Linked DNA regions of Mus musculus: region 1 is linked to region 2. A link is a contact called in ENCODE POLR2A ChIA-PET data. All regions are on one chromosome and are shown on one strand. Each heading gives the region's core, a stretch centred on a gene start or an enhancer-like site at or near the end of the contact. The rest is flanking DNA. Distances are from core to core; before and after follow the strand shown. Region 1 holds the start of Pskh1 (protein serine kinase H1). Region 2 holds the start of Ranbp10 (RAN binding protein 10).

Evidence for each region. ChIA-PET counts read pairs that join two places held with the same protein, here RNA polymerase II (POLR2A).
Region 1: POLR2A ChIA-PET joins it to region 2 with 16 read pairs in Patski. The contact joins the promoter of Pskh1 here to the promoter of Ranbp10 in region 2. POLR2A ChIA-PET finds 5 or more read pairs at or near these places in 4 of 5 experiments (Patski and embryonic stem cell).

What each region holds. Positions count from the first base shown.
Region 1 is chr8:105,899,057-105,901,756 of GRCm38, reverse strand. It overlaps Pskh1 (protein serine kinase H1), which reads right to left and starts at 1,283. Exons shown (of 3, transcript NM_173432.2): 1 at 1,217-1,283.
Region 2 is chr8:105,825,857-105,828,556 of GRCm38, reverse strand. It overlaps Ranbp10 (RAN binding protein 10), which reads left to right and starts at 1,349. Exons shown (of 14, transcript NM_145824.5): 1 at 1,349-1,607; 2 at 2,368-2,479. The coding sequence starts at 1,373. Tsnaxip1 (translin-associated factor X (Tsnax) interacting protein 1) reads right to left here and starts at 813. Exons shown (of 16, transcript NM_024445.4): 1 at 730-813. The coding sequence starts at 770.

The DNA.
Region 1 (2,700 bases), core at 34-2,533, 73 kb before region 2:
AAGTGAAGACTCCCCCCACCCCACCCCCAAGACAGCCTCACTATATCAGACTGTCCTTTAACTTTTGGGCATCCTCCTGCTTCTCTCTCAGGAGTGCGGTGATCACAGGCATGCACCACCAAACCAGGGCTTTGGAGTATTTTGTTTTTGAGACGGGGTCTCATATAGCCCAGGTTCGTCCTAAATGTACTATGTAGCCTAAACTAGCCCTTATTGATCGGAAGTGTAGTCTACCACATCTAGAGAAGAGTAAAACTCTTGAATTTGTATCTTGAAAAAAAATACTTCAAGATGTCACTGTTTGCTGTGACTATCTCAAAATGCTGGCCATGACAGATGTTCCCCCAAGGCTTAATCTGTATCTATTCAAGTCAGTGTCCCGATAGCTTTAACTAAACACTACTACTGTGTGAACGCAGGAGACAGTTTTCCAAGGAAAAGACATTGGTGATAGATTCAAAAAGACACAGGTTAATTTCCTCTACTGGTGAGTGAGGGTGGAAATGAACGGAAGTTTCACAAACCGAGAAAGCAGCTATCTGAACCTCGAGGGTATGAAACCACAGAGTTAATAGGAGGCTCACATGCCTCAACAAAACACTACATAATCGCAGTACAGACGTGCCCAGGCGTTCTCTGCAGGGCTAGGTAGGCCACATCCGATTATGATAAGCTTTGAATGCTGCAGGCTACAAGGTTTAGTTTTTCCCTACAGTGACTAAGGAGGCAATTTTAACGAGTGATTTTTCTGGTGCGAATTATACACGCAGCAGCTTCAGAGGACTGAGCGGGGCTCTCCTTATAAGTATGACAGGTTTGCCTTGCAAGCGACCCAGCTGGACTCTGGCCCTTTTTCCAGCCAGTACATGGAAGCGATCGATGGCCCCCGCAGGACCCTGGCGTTCAGTCGCAAGGGAAGGGTGTGGAGTAGGCGCCGCACACAACAAGGTTAGATCAACCTGACCCGCGCTGGACGCGGGACGGCTGGGCCACAGACAGGCAGATGACCAAGTCCATCGGGCCTAACGCGGCAGGAGGTTTCGAGGCCATGCCTGGGGACCGCGGGTAGCCACAGCCCGGCCTGCTCCCCAGCCCACAGGCCCCAGTGCACGGGGACCGAGGGCTCGGAGTCGCGCCAGGCCCTGGCTGCGCCCGCGGCTGAACTCGCAGGCCCCTCACGCCGGTCAGGCCGAAGCCCCGAGCCGGAAGGCCTCACCTCGCGCGGGCGGCGGGCTCTCCGGAGTCTCGGCGGCTCAGCCCACCGTCTCCCAGCCCAGGCCACGGGCGCCGCCGCCATCCTCCCGCGTCAGCGTGGTGGCGTCATTACTGCGCGCGCCTGACGCCAAAACAAACTTGGGCGGCCAAGGGACGGAAGGGAGGCGGAGCCTCCAGACGCGAACGCAAGTGTGTGTAGGGGGGGGGGGGGGTTCGGAGTGCCTGCCAATCAACGTCTTCGGGGCGGAGCAGAGCTCTTTTCCAGGGGTGGGTCTGTTTGCCGCTAGACACCGCTGGGGAGCCATTTGTGGAGGGAAAAGTTCTGGGAAAGGTAATGACCGAGAGAAATGGAAAAAAAATGGCAAGATTCTTCTATAGATGAAGGAGTTCTTGAAGGGCAAGGGAGTGTGTCATCACGCCAGGGCTAATTTTTTTTAATGTATTGATGCAAAAACAAATGAATCACGAGATTTATAACATAAAATAAAAAGTAAAAAAGATTGTTAATGTATTGATGCAAACACAAATGAATCACGAGATTTATAAAATAAAATAACGAATAAAAAAGATTGTTACCAAGCTTGACATGGTGGGCACATTCCTTTAATCTCAGCACTCAGGCAGGAGGATCTCTGAGTTCCAAGCCAGTGTGGTCTACAAAGCTAGTTCCAGGACAGTCAGGGCTATTACAGAGAAACCTGTCTCAAAAATAAACAAAGAAGCTGGACGTGGGGGCACACGTCTTTAATCCTAGCACTCGGGAGGCAGAGGCAGGCAGATTTCTGAGTTCGAGGCCAGCCTGATCTACAAAGTGACTTCCAGGACAGCCAAGGCTATACAGAGAAACCCTGTCTTGAAAAAAAAACAAAAAATTAATTAATTAAAAAAATAAAGATTTTTTTTTTTGTACTAACACACTAGGTTTTGAAACAACTTTTACTTTTTTAAAAAAGACAAAACATCGTTAGCCTGTAATCCTAGTACTTTGGAAGCAGCAACAAGAAAGACTTTAGTTTGAGGCTAGCCTGGTGTATTTATTAAGGTCCTATCTCAATAAAAAAATTCATCAGTGTGTTCCCACATGCCTATAATCCTGGCACTCAGGAATTTAAGGGGATATTGCAGTGAGAGGTTTAAAAAAAAAAAAAGGCCAGGTTATAGAAGTTATAAGTTTTCTTGGGATACAGATTAAGACCATCTTTCAAAATGGCAGCAATGAAATTTGTTTCTCAAAGGGTTATGGGATTACTAAAAACATGAACTTTAACCCAGCCTGGTGTGATTTGGGAAGCAGAGGGGGGACCTCTGAGTTCAAGGCCTGCATGGTCTGTCTATAGCAACAGGATACCCAGGGCTGCTGCACAGGGAGACCTTGCCTAAAAAAAACAGCATGAGGAGGGGTGATACCCAGAGTAGGGCTTCCCCTTCTCAAAAGAGACAGGGAAAGTGGATGGGGGAAGGACCTGTGTGACTGATTACTGAGAG
Region 2 (2,700 bases), core at 100-2,599:
TGTTTCATATTCTGTGTGTTGCTGGGGATCAAACCAGGTCCTGGCATGTTCTAGCTACAGCCCCAGCCCTATTACATATTTTTTCATAGACAGTAATTTTCCTGGATTATGCCTTTGATGGGAAACAGTTGTCTCTTTCAACCTGCTGCTGCCTGTTTCTCGGAGACTTTTTTTTTCCTTCAGGGACAATCATAACATTGGTATTTTCTGTCCTTGGAACCTCTGTAGGCTTATTATTATTATTTTAATTCATTTATTTTAAGATGGGTCTCTCCATATAGCCCTGACTGTCCTGCAACTCTCACTGTTCAACAGGCTGTCCTTTTGTAGCCTTTTTCTACCAAGGCAGCAGACCTTGAAAGATTAGAGTTGAGAATGAAATCACCTCTCTCGCCCTTCTTCCACTACTGGGAATGAGCAGGTGGGAAACTGAATGCTTCTTATAAACAGGAGTTGTGAGAATTTCACATATAATTATAATAAGGCACTTCGTTTTTTAGTGTCTAGCTAAGATCATCTATCTACGATAAAGTACACCTGCACTTTTGGCAGCTTGTAACGTTCTTACTGGACTGACGAGTCAGCCCCAATTCTATTACAACTGTATCGCTGATTCTGCGGCGCTGAAGTCCTACCCAAAGAACAGACAGTGCAGCGATCGGAATCAGTGTCATTTTTCTTTTTGGAAATATTCAAGTCTTCCCCGCCCTCAGCCCGGCCAGGTGCTACCTTGGCTTGGAGAAACTTTTACGCTCCTGTAGGTTGGCCATGACTTTGGAGCAGATGCAGGATTGAGCCGTTGCGGTAGTGTACAGTCCGTTGCCATAGGGACCAGACCCCAGCAGCCTCTGCGTTGAGGGCGGGCTCACAGTTGAGCCACGCCTCCAGCCCCCGCCCCCGTGAGCACTCTGGAGAAAGGCCAAGCAGTAAAAGTAGACCTGGAGCTGGGGATGGGGTATTCTGAGAACCAGTCAATACAGCAAATTTGATATTAGCTACAGAACTGAGGCAGAAGAATAAAGTGAGACCGTGGACGAGGAAGGCGAGCTTCGAGGTCTGGCCACTTGGCCAGTCGGGAATGGTAGTTCTCAGTGGTTCGGAGTCTTCGTTGTACTGGCTTGTGAGTGAGCAGTGATGTACTACATCTTCCGAAGTTCTCCAGGAACCCTCGTTGGCCGGCTTCTACAGCGCTATGCATTGTGGGATATGTAGTCTAAATCTGGCGAAGTATAGTAGTGTCCAGAGAAAGGTTGCCGGGACTCGGACTCAGTTTCCCTACGACCCTGGGATGCTCACGGCCCATTGGCTGAGCAAGGCAAATCTGGTTGCACTCCTCCCCGCCCCCAGTGACACAATAGCAGCTCCCTCCAAGATGGCGGCGGCGACGGCAGACCCGGGAGCTGGGAACCCGCAGGCTGGGGACTCCTCCGGTGGGGACTCCGGGGGCGGGCTACCGTCACCTGGAGAGCAGGAACTGAGTCGGCGCCTGCAGCGCTTGTACCCTGCGGTTAATCAGCACGAGACGCCGCTGCCGCGCTCCTGGAGCCCCAAGGACAAGTACAACTACATCGGCCTCTCCCAGGGAAACCTCCGTGTCCATTACAAAGGTATCAGCGGGTCTGGCCGCTGGGAGACAAGTTTACTGCGTCTGCAGGGAGGCTGTGCCCATTTTCCCTTTCTTTGCCCGGGTTTTCTGAGAGTTGGGCCTTAGCCCAGCGGAACGTCCAGAGTAGAGGGGTTGGTCAGGCCGGGGTTTACCCTGCTTCCTTTGCTCTGTTCCTAAATATTAGACTCAGAGACAACTGCATTAAATGTCCAAAACTAGACAGGACCTTCCACTTCAGGGCCACCCTTCTTTCCTGAGCTGGCTCCAATTTATGCTAGGCCCTTTACCACGGCTTAGTTTCAGTCTTTTTTTTGCAAAAAGAGGTGGTAACATTGCCACAGTAAGTGCATGGGCTGCCTGGCTGCCAGTCATCCCGGGACTGGGCTAGGCGCTGTGTGCTAAAGTTGTTGTTGGTGACTTCCATTTTTGCCACTTCCTTCCCCTGGGCTCCAGGCTGGGCTGTTTGGATTCTGGAGAGACGGACAACAGTATTCAGTGTCTCTCACACACTTCTGTTGCCTGTATCTACCTTGTTTTGTTTGTTGTGGAGGACAATATCTCTGTCAGGACTGTTGGTCTGGGGTGGAGATGATCTAAAGGCGGGAGGCTTAAGTGTTTACTCAGTTGTCTTATTATTCCTCAGAGAGTACAAGAACTTCTTCTGGCCAGGGAGGGTTGAATTTACCATGGCGTAGAGAAAAAGGAGGCCTTCATTTGCGTTTTTCTGGTGTTGACATTCCTTCCTTGGCTTCTTACATCAGGTCATGGCAAAAATCACAAAGATGCAGCCTCTGTACGTGCCACCCACCCCATCCCAGCAGCCTGTGGTATTTACTATTTTGAAGTAAAGATTGTCAGCAAAGGAAGAGATGGGTAAGCCTACTTAACTATCCCTTTCCCTCCTCAACATAGGACTGATGTTCCCCGTTGTCAGTGTTTGAAGCTCCTGAACTAGTATCAGGGACTGATATTAGCCTGCTGACCTACTTGGATCCGGGCTACCACTCCTCTGACTAGAGACACGATCTGGTCTGAACAGTGAGTGGGCTTTGAGAGCAGTGGGCACATTATAGGTGGAGCGGAGGGCACTTTTT